2 separate regions of the Homo sapiens genome follow, and region 2 is linked to region 1. Evidence: read pairs that join two places in POLR2A ChIA-PET (ENCODE). Cell type or tissue: Panc1. All regions are shown on one strand. Each heading gives the region's core, and the rest is flanking DNA. Links, peaks and the distances in the headings are about the cores only.

Region 1 (5,368 bases), core at 205-5,204:
TGAACCTGGCTTTTGGGAAATTGTTTCAGAGAAACTATGTTAGTATTGAAAATATCAATAAAAAATGTTCTAATTTCAAATGTCTCCAATGTAGAATTTTAGAAGCCAAAAATATTTTAATGGTGAAATTGAATTATGTCTGTTTCAATGCAATCTGAATTTTTATAAATAGAATCTCTGTTACGGAAATATTGAAGAATACAGAGTTTCTCAAGTGACAACTGACTTCTCCACTTACAAACGTTATTATGTGCAGAAAGCTGCACTTTCACCACTTCATTTCCACTTCAAAATGGAACAAGACAGGCCTGGAGCGGCAGCTCACACGCTGGTAATCCCAGCACTTCGGGAGGCTGAGGCGGGTGGATCACTTGAGCTCAGGAGTTCGAGACCAGCCTGGCCAATGTGGTGAAACCCTGTCTCTACTAAAAATATAAAAATTAGCCAGGTGTGATGGGGTGCACCTGTAATCCCAACTACTCAGGAGGCTGAGGCAGGAGAATCGCTTGAACCCAGGAGGTGGAGGTTGCAGTGAGCTGAAATTGCGCCACTGTGCTCCAGCCTGGGTGACAAAGACTGTCTCAACAAAAAAAAAAAAAAAAAAAAAAAAAGGGACAAGAAAATTCTGAGGTGGGCTTCCACTTCAGACTGCTTTGGGCCCAAGTGCTAACCAAGGAGTAGCCTCCTGAGTAAATGTATCCATTTTAACAACACTGTTTCATGTAATAACAGAATGCACTCTGTGAGGAAGAAATTAAATCTCAAAAAGATTTGGTTCCTTCCTGGAAGGGACTTCCGGTACGGTGAGATAGCTGACCTCTATGAACTGCAGACAGCAGAAGCCACTCTATTTGTCCTCCTTTTTCTTTTTTTGACACGTAGTCTCGTTCTGTTGCCCAGGCTGCAGTGCGGTGGCGCGATCTCTGCTCACTGCAACCTCCACCTCCTGGGTTCAAGCGATTCTCCTGCCTCAGCCTCCCAGGTATCTGGGACTATAGGCATCTGCCACCGTGCCCCGCTGATTTTTGTATTTTTAGTAGAGACAGGGTTTCACTACATTGGCCAGGCTGGTCTCGAACTCCTGGCCTTAAGTGATCCACCCGTCTCAGCCTCTCAAAGTGCTGGGATTACAGGCGTGAGCCACCGCGCTTGGCTGTTCTCTTTCATAACTTTGACTTATAGACTGTCAGTGATCCCACCAAGTTCAGTCATTTCTGATATAACAGAGCATGCCCAGTAACCTAATTTAAGGGCCACAGCACATATTCAGGCTTTGTTGAGATAGTAAGGAGGTTCTTAGCAGGTACTTGTATAACTATTTAAAATGTAACCATTTTATTTTTATTTTTTTTTAGATGGAATTCCCTCTGTCGCCCAGGCTGGAGTGCAGTGGTGCAATCTTGGTTCACTGCAACCTCTGCCTCCTTGGTTCAAGTGATTCTCCTGCCTCAGTCTCCCAAGTAGCTGGGATTACAGGCACACGCCACCACGCCAGGCTAATTTTTGTATTTTTAGTAGAGACAGGGTTTCACCATGTTGGCCAGGCTGGTCTCAAACTCCTGGCCTCAAGTGATCCGCCCCCCTCAGCCTCCCAAAGTGCTGGGATTACAGGTTTGAGCTACCTGCCCTGTCTTAAAATATAACCATTTTAAAATGTAATAGCTACTCTAGCTTGAGGCAGTAAACAGCAGGGCCAACTTTGTTACCTCCTGATGTGATGTTTCTCACGGACTAAACTATACACAAGCAAGTGCACTATGCTGGAATTGCCTTTAATCTATCAATCGGATTGGAATAAACTTTACATTCTACAACGAGCATACAACAGAACTGACTAGATACATCCATGTGGTGCAGCAACATGGCTGTGTCCTCCAGCAGAGCACACAAAGCTTTTCTTAAAAATGGGCTGTAATGAGCTTTACATCCTACTGCATAGCATCCTCTATGCTTGTAATTCTGCTATACCCTGTGTCTGGCCAGCTCTTAGATTCAGATATTCCCTGACTGCACTTACTAAATGACATTAAAGAAAAATTTATAATGTTTGCTTTTTAAAACATTTAAATACATTCAAGTAATCATTTAGTTGATTTCACAGTTGGGTGGCAACTCAAGCTAAAAATTCTCACTAAATAACATTCTAGCAAGCCTTGGCATAACTAAAGAAACACTGAGCACACAGGGTTGAAGTTAAAATTTTATTTATGGCTGGAGTGGCATAAAAGATTTGTTTTCCATGCTTCAAAAAGAAAAAAAAAGTTTTCAGGGCTTCTCTCCCTCCCTATGCATCCTACCCTTCTGTTTCCTGTTCTTAACTTTATCTGTACCTATGGGAGTCATCAATGGGGAGTGTCACAGGGCTTGGCAAGAAATGTCACATTGAAGATAAGTGGCCTCAAACTGAAACCAAGCAGGGCTGTTTGTTTCCAAAGAGAACCCTCCACTGTAGGGCCGCTCATGCACCGCCACAGAAGCCTCTGCCGGGTCACAGTCAGAGAAGCTCCCCGGGCACCGGCAGCACACTCAGCACAGCCGTTTCATGTGGGTGAACCTGAGAAGGTTTAAAGTGTTGCAGGCCCTTTTCAAGTTTTGCCTCCCTCACTCTCTGCAAACTCCCTTAATGTGGGCCATGGAAGAGAATTTTAAGAGACAATAACAGAAAGACTGGATATTACCCCAGAGAATAAAGACTTGCAAAGCCTGGAACTTATAATGTTTGAAACCTGGTCTCTCGAACTTGAGCTATCCCGGTTGTCAGTCCCACAGTGGCCGTGCACAATGTTGGCCTGGACTGAAAAGGGCCTCTGGCTCCTCCGATTTCAGTTCTTAGCAATATCAGACCTGTGTTTCTTTGGAACAGAAGTTACTAAAACAACCTAATTCCAAAGAAGCCCTTTTGATCCAGCTGTTCTCCCTAAAAACATTTTCGCTAGCGGATTCATTCTTTACTATTTAACAGTGGACCTTTAAAACGTACCTTTAAAATGCTTTCTATAGTAACATGTTTCCACATACAAATTATAAAATGTGTTTATTTTGCTGGGCGCAGTGGCTCATGCCTGTAATCCTAGCACTTTGGGAGGCCAAGGCGGGTGGATCACCTGAGGTCAAGAGTTCGAGACCATCCTGGCCAACATGGTGAAACTCCAACTCTACTAAAAATAAAAAAATTAGCTGGGCATGGTGGTGGACGCCTGTAATCCCAGCTACTCGGGAGGCTGAGGCAGGAGAATCACTTGAGCCCAGGCGGTGGTGGCTGCAGTGAGCTTGAGATCGTACCACTGCACTCTGTCCTGGGTGACAGAGTGAGACTCTGACTCAAAAAAAAAAAGTGTCTATTTCGTATTTTCTCTTTGGCAGCTACTGTTGCTTGGACAGTCTTTACTCTTCCCCTTTTATTACGAAAAATACCACCTTGACAAAAGAGAGCCTGTCAGATGGGAACGGGAACACCAGGTCCATCCCTTCCCACGGATTCTGGTCCCTGAGGTAGCTATCCATCAGTCCTTGCAAAGTCCACCTGAAATGTGTCCGCGTCACCCTCCTGCATAGTTCAACACACAGGGGAGCCCTCTCACCCAGCCTTGAGGGCCACATGCCCATGTGGCTCTCTTGGTGTATGTGACGGTTTCGCAATCAGAGATCCACGTGGAGTTCTCCATACATTCCTCTTCGTTTGGGCACTGTGGTTACAGAAGGCTAGTTTTCAAGTTGCAGGTTTTACTGTAAAGATTTCAAGACCCTCCAGCATCATCTGTTTAAATAAAAGAATGAAATGCCCAAGGGTTAAAGTCCAGCTAAAAGAAGTTATTTGCAATAGATTTCTATTTCAGAAACTGCTTTACAATTGTTCTTATGTACGGAAGACTTTGAAAACCCCTCCACAATGGAAACAGTAGCCACTGTCTGGAAATGACCTTGTGTAATTATCAGTACTATCAGGGGATCAAGCAAATGATGACATTACATTTGCAACGATCTGTGGGAATCTCAATCCATGAACATGGATGCTCTTTTATTTCTTAGTGGACTGAGGATGGGGCAATTTCAACAAACATACAGTGAGAGCCTGTTGGAGGTATGGAGAAGAATAAGCCTGTCGATTCCTCTGGGATCCCCAGGCTTGGCTTCTCTCACCCACATGCAGGACAGGCCAGGGCTTTCTGTACAACAGAGGCCAGGAGCTTCGCCCTAAGGAGACATGACTGGGTGGGGAGAGCCGGGGCTGCAGGTGCAGGTGATGGCGTCTAGGAGCACAGATCTCACAGGTATTGAAGAAAACCCCTGCCCAATGCTCCACAGCAAGGTCTACCAGGCAGTAGGCCCTACCCGCGATGTGCACACCAGTCAGAGGTAGGCCACGGGGGGACAAAATCTATGTACACACAACAGCAGCAACAGCAGAAGAAAGCCAATCTATTGAGAATAATCGCCCGGGCCTTCGTTCTTGTCAGCAGGCACTGGAGGAGCCCAGATATGCAGAAAACAAAACAATGAACGTGAAAGAAAGTAGTGGAAAAGAACCACCTACCCCGGAGGAAACAGTTCACAGAACACCAGTTTTGTGTTTTGTTTTTACTTATATGATGGTTCTACTAGCTGAACTCACAATCCAAATATTTGCAAAAAGATTTCAAACAGTTTGATCCAAAACAATATCAAAATCGAATTCTCTAAAACATGTGTGCCCCCAAGTGCATTTGAAGTTGTATAAAACTATTATTATTATTTTATCTTTTTTGAAACGGAGTCTTGCTCTGTCGCCCAGGCTGGAGTACAATGGTGTGATCTCGGCTCACTGCAACCTCCGCCTCCTGGGTTCAAGCAATTCTCCTGCCTCAGCCTCCTGAGTAGCTGGGACTACAGTAGGCGCCCGCCACCACACCCAGTTAATTTTTGTATTTTTAGTAGAGACGGGGTTTCGCCATGTTGGCCAGGCTGACCTGGCCTCAGGTGATTCACCTGCCTCAGCCTCCCAAAGTGCTGGTAATATAGGCGTGAACCACTAAGCCCAGCCAAAGTTGTATAAAACTAAATGAGAGGATGTCGAGTCTGTGACAGCTGCCCCTCACAGCTCTCCCACAAGGACTGCCACATCAGCTCACTCTCATCTTCCCTGCCCCTGGACGGCAGGACGCTAGGGCGCCCCCACCCCCTGCCACCAGCCCTCGCTTGTGCTATAATTCACTCTGCAGGTGGCCCTTTTAGAACTGCCTTATTTTACTTGACTAAATTTGCACTCACTAAGAATCTTTATAACATGGACTATTGCACATGGTCCCTGTGGTGTTGAAGGAACGTGCAGGGACATGATACTGCTCCAGCATACCCACTGAAGGATTTAAATGTTAAATGAAGAGGTAAC
Region 2 (5,368 bases), core at 117-5,116, 160 kb before region 1:
CGCCAAAGGAGTTTCTGCAGATCAGCTAACAGGCTCACCATCTGCGGCCCCACAGCTCTCTGAGAGCAGGGGCGGTGCCACTTGTGGCCTTACATACAGGGCTTCGGGGGCCTCACAGCTGCAGATAGGGGCCAGGCAGTCTTCAAAAGCCCCTTCCCAAACTGTACCAAATTAAACCTGTTGAAACTCAAAGAGACTTCTCCCCAAAAGAAACAAAAGGCCCACAGGACATCCAGCTGCTTTTATCGAAGTGTGCAATTAGGAGGCTTTTTTAAACCCTTCCAATTACAAACTTCTCTGTGGCTCAGCAGTGAGCCACACTGGGCCCGCAAGTCCTGGGGTGTTCATTCAGTCACACACACATAGGGAGAAATTGTTCGCAAACCGCAGACAGAAAAGAACAGTGAGAGGGAACGCAGAGACTCCGGGGCCAGGGAGAGTTTTACCACGCCTTCTCTCAGGCCCTCAGCTTCCTCATCGACACAATCGGGGCCTCTGAGGCTCCTTCCTTTTCTAACAGGAGTCTCGGATGTCCCACCCACCCATCACCCAGGGCCCCTCGGGGTTTTCCCTCCAGCTGGCAGCCACCCGGCCTGCTGCTTGCTGGAATGCCCTCTTCCCGCGCTCCCCTTACATCAAGCTCCATCTCTTCTAAAGAGCCTCCAGGGAGCCCCCAGGGGCTGCGAAGGCTCCTGGTGCCAACACTGAGCTCTGCGCCTCCCCACACCATCTCCAACCCCACGAGGTGCCCAGGCCGTGCCCAGCACCGCCTGAACAATCAGAGCTCCACAGGGCTCTGCTGCAGCCAGCCAGTCAAGAAAGCTCTGTAGAGCTCAGCTCCCAGCCTCCCCTCCCCCTCCAGCCCCCTTCAGCCCCCTTCCTGGAATCCCCCAGTGAGCATTAGTTGGGACAAGCGACCTTTTGACTAACAAAGGCGGTCACCAGAGGTTAAAAGGAACTCAACTAAACCAGGGATTAAGACTCGGATTCTGAGGGTGGTCTAGGGCACTCCCCTGGACCTGGGCCACTGGAGAAACAAAGACGCCAGGAGTGCCGGGCCTGGCTAGTGGCTCTGAGAAGCCACGGGTCAGCAGAGAGGTCACAGGTCATAGCTCTGCCGCCCAGCAGCTGCTCTGATCAGAGGACCTCGTGGCAGTCCCCCCAGGGACCAGGCCTTGAGGGTTAGAGGGGAGAAAAGCGCGGGCTGGGTGGGCACTGTCCCGGAGCTGTCAGTCCCAGAGTTGGGGCCTAAGGTCTGGGCCATCGATCAGATCTGCTCTTGGAAAACTCCATCCCCCTTGCCGTTGGTGGAAGTGACCAGTCCCCAGTCCCCGCTGAGCACCGAGCCCGGCAGAACCACTGCCTTGGGCCCTCTGTCCCGGGAGGGAGGCAGGGAGGAGGTGGCCAGGTCCGCATCCCCTCCATCCTCCCAGCTACGCCCCAAAAACCTCCAGGCTGCTCCCTGGCTTTCTCATTTCTTCCTCTCCAGCCCCTATCCCAGGACCGCTAGTGTCTCCTGGGGAAAAGACTGCTTCCCACCCTCCAGGCTCAAGTTTCACATCCGCAAGCTGGGTACAACAGCTCCTACCTGGGGGTGGAGGCGGGAAGCGGTGAGGAAAGATAGCCGAGGGCGCTTCCAGCGTCAAGTGCAAGGCGCCCTGGGCTCGGTAACCCCCAGCCAGCGTCCCCCAGCCCAGCTAGCGCCCCTGAACCCCCAGGGCCCGGGATGCGGCCCCCGGAGCCGGCTGGATTTGCTAGGACTGGGGTAGGACGGTGTGTTTGAGGGGTGGGGGAATCCGGTTTTGAAACAAGTCCCCAGGCCGGGGAGGAGATGAGGACCGGAGCTGGCCGTGGGGGAGGGGGGCGTCGCCGAGGCCTCGGCGCTGACAGTCCGGGGGCGCCGCGCAGGGCAACGCACGGACTCCGAGTCCCCGTGGTTCCGAAACTCGCAGGGAGCGCGAGGCCGAGGGGGTCGGGACCCTAAGCTGGGGCGGCGGACCCGGGACGCCCCTACCTCCGGCCGCCAGCAGCGCAAGGCCGCCGAGCAGCAGCAGCGGAAGCGGGACCCGGCGCGACGGCGCGGCGCGCTCCATGGGCGGCGGGCGACGGGCGGTGGGCGGCGGCGGACAAAGGCGCGGGCGCGGTCCTGGGGCAGCGGCGCGGGCTCCACGCTCCGGCCGAGCCTCGGCAGCCAACGCTGGGCCAGGGCCGCGCCGTTCAATTATCCCGCCCGGGAGGAGGGCGCGGCGGAGGCGGGGCCGCGGGTCTCCTGGTCCTCCCTCCCCGGCGCCCCCTGCCGGGACCCTCCCTCCCCGGACCCCGGCTGCGAGGGGCGCGCGCCCACGGCTGGGGGCGAGGGCCTGGATCCCAGACTTCCCCGGAGGGGGCACAGAGGGGGCGCCTTCGGGCCGGATGCCCCCAGTCCTATCCCCCAACACTCCGTGAAACCCGATCCCCTCCTCCCCCCACCCCCTCTCGAGGGGAGGGCTCGGGATCAAAGGTTATCCCCGCCCGACTCCGCGCGGAGGAGCGGGGACCCGGGCCTGCAGTCGGAGGCCCGGCTGCTGGGGGGCACTGGGGCAGGCCTTACCGCCAACCCCGCACCCTCGGCCGGGAGGCTGCAGGTCGGTGGCTAACCCCAGGCGTGTCCCGGGATGGGACCCGACTCTGCCCTCAGAGACAGGGACAGTCGGGCCAGGCCAACAAACAACCAAAATCCCAACGTGTGCTGGGCTCACCCGGGACACCAGGGCCGGAGGGAGAGACCCGGGAAGTCACCGAGGCTGCAGGGGAGGCAGCTTTGGCGCTGGGCCTGCGGGAGCCTCTTGTATAGGAATTCATAGCTACCGGGGTTACTGAGGATGAGTTAGGCTTTGGAACCACAAGTAGATTTATTTTCCAAAGAAGAAGAATAAAATGGTGCAGGTGAAGATGCGGAGGAACTGGATGAGACGCATAGGAACGCCACTGGGCAGCTCAAAGCGGTGTTCCTGTGAGTTCACCATGGACCCCTTGAGCCACCGACGCCCCGCCCAGCCTTACACTCAGCAGAAACGCATACAACATGTGCTCCAAAAGACAGAAAGACATGTAGCCGCACATTCATAATTCCTCCAATTGGGAAGCCTAGCGTCATCAAGGCAGATGAATATCGTGGAGTATTCGGGCTTAGGAGCACGACAAACGGAACAGGAGTGAATGATCCGCAACTCACATAACGGGTAAATCTCACAGACGTAAGTCAGAGTAATAGAGTCAGCCACAAAGGAACACTCGCTGCATGATTCCATTTACATAAAAGGCAAGAACAGGCCGGTGGCGGTGGCTCACACCTGTAATCCCAGCACTTTGGGAGGATGAAGTGGGCGGATTGCCTGAGGTCAGGAGTTCGAAACCAGCCTGGCCAACATGGTGAAACCCTGTCTCTACTAAAAATAAAAATAAAAATAAATTAGCCAGGCATGGTGGTGCACACCTGTAGTCCCAGCTACTCGGGAGGCTGAGGCAGGAGAATCGCCTGAACCCGGGAGACGGAGGTTGCAGTGAGCCGAGATCTCACCACTGCACTCCAGCCTGGGCGGCGGAGTGAGACTCCGTCTCAAAAAAAAAAAAAAAAAAAAAAAAAGGCAAGAACAGTTCAGAGGTCAGGAGAGTGGTGATCCTGGAGTGGGAGCGTGCTGGGCTTTCGGGGGCTGGTTAGGTTCAGCTTTCTTACTCTGGGTATTGGTTACAAGGTTGGGCTCAGTTTGTGAGAATTTATTGAGCTGTTCATTTATGGTACGTGCCCTTTTCTGAATACATGTTGTTTCTTTCTGTTTTTTTGAGATGGTGTTTTGCTTTTGTTGCCCAGGCTGGAGTGCAGTGGCGCAATCTCAGCCCACTGCAACCTCCACCTCCCGGGTTCAAGCGATTCTCCTGCCTCAGCCTCCTGAGTAGCTGGGACTACAGGCATGCACCACCACGCCTGGCAAATTTTGTATTTTTAGTAGAGACGGGGTTTCTCCGTGTTGGTCAGGCTGGTCTTGAACTCCCGACATCAGGTGATCCACCCGCCTTGTCCTCCCAAAGTGCTGAGATTACAGGCGTGAGTCACCGTGCCCGGTCACATGTTAAATTTTAAAATGAAAAACAAAAGGACAAGAACTCATCTCCCCACAGGGTGTCTTATAAGTTTGAAGTTTGCAGAGAGCCCAGGAAAGCTTACCAAGGGGACCAGCATGCTCACGCCTCTGAGGTTAAGGAGGCCCCTCAGGAAGAGGTGACATGCGACTGGCCAGTGAAAGGTGAGCAGAGGTGGGAAGGGTTTCCTTGGTGGTGCCAGCTTTCCTGATGTCTCTGCAAAAGTTTGGAGGCACCAGAGATCCTGGTCCGTTTTGACTTTGGATGGGGTGGGGTGCGGAAACAGCACATCAGCAGATGGCCCGAGGGAGGCATTTCTGAGTTGGAACAGGTTGGGAACTCATTACTACTTTGGTATTAACTTAATTCGTTTAAGCCATCGGAGAATGGGGTGCCCTGGAAGGAGTCTAGATGACTAAGGGAAGGTGGTGGAGGGCGAAGGGGGAACCAGGGGACCTGGGGGATTCAGAAAGAAGACGTAGAAACAGGCAGAGGGGTAGAAGGAAACCAGGAGAAGGCAATATCCAAGAAGGAATCAAAAAGTGATTCTGGGCAGGGCGTGGTGGCTCATGCCTGTAATCCCAACACTATGGGAGGCCGAGGTGGGTGGATCACTTGAGGTCAGGGGTTCGAGACCAACCTGGCCAATATGATGAAACCCCATCTCCACTAAAAATACAAAAATTAGCTGGGCATCGTGGTGCATGCCTGTAGTCCCAGCTACTTGGGAGACTGAGGCAGGAGAGTTGCTTGAACCCTGAAGGCGGAGGTTGCAGTGAGCCAAGATTGTACCACTGCACTCCAGCCTGGGTGATAGCAAAAAAAAAGTGATTCTGGCTGGGACTGCCCAGTGTGGCCCAGTGCTCAGTGAAGCCAGGACTGAGAAGTCCCAATGGGGATGGAGCAGGTGGCCGCTGGCGATGTGACCGGGGCCCTTTCTGGGGATGGGGAGGGAGTGGCTGTGTTGTGGGTGGCTGAGAAGGGGGTGGGGATGAGGAAACAGGGACAGTAGGAGGAGGTGACTCCTACATTCAGCTAGGCACTGACACTGCCCTAGGCAGGCAGAGGGACTGCTGGGAGGAGGAGGGCTGAGCCAAGCCTGCAACAGCTGGGGAGGGAGGCCAGAGCCAGGAGAGAGGACATGGAAACCTGGCCTCTCCCAGCCTTTCCTGAAGCTTCAAGAGCTTACTCCTGTTCTGAGGCACAGCCCCCACCATTTTTTTTTTTTTTTTTTTTTTTTGAGGCAAGT

The links. ChIA-PET counts read pairs that join two places held together with the same protein. Peaks named below come from ENCODE experiments on the same cell type or tissue, not always from the same donor. Only the 100,000 strongest peaks of a DNase experiment are listed, where the experiment ranks them.
Region 2: POLR2A ChIA-PET joins it to region 1 with 6 read pairs; 2 of 35 experiments call an interaction of 5 or more read pairs at or near these places.

Annotation. Positions count from the first base shown.
Region 1 is chr22:45,338,775-45,344,142 of GRCh38, reverse strand. It overlaps FAM118A (family with sequence similarity 118 member A), which reads right to left. Exons shown (of 9, transcript NM_017911.4): 9 at 2,188-3,757. The coding sequence ends at 3,738. It overlaps SMC1B (structural maintenance of chromosomes 1B), which reads left to right. Exons shown (of 25, transcript NM_148674.5): 25 at 1-80. Among named protein-coding and RNA genes, the nearest start is that of FAM118A, 32 kb to the right of the region's middle. In Panc1, for the core only: no CTCF peak of the experiment used is centred there; no DNase peak of the experiment used is centred there.
Region 2 is chr22:45,499,711-45,505,078 of GRCh38, reverse strand. It overlaps FBLN1 (fibulin 1), which reads right to left and starts at 2,196. Exons shown (of 17, transcript NM_006486.3): 1 at 2,015-2,196. The coding sequence starts at 2,093. It overlaps LOC105373066 (a long non-coding RNA gene), which reads left to right and starts at 4,092. Exons shown (of 3, transcript XR_938305.2): 1 at 4,092-4,283. RefSeq lists enhancers at 1-354, 355-968, 969-1,582, 5,185-5,368. In Panc1, for the core only: no CTCF peak of the experiment used is centred there; no DNase peak of the experiment used is centred there; H3K4me3 peaks cover 2,859 bases; H3K27ac peaks cover 2,852 bases.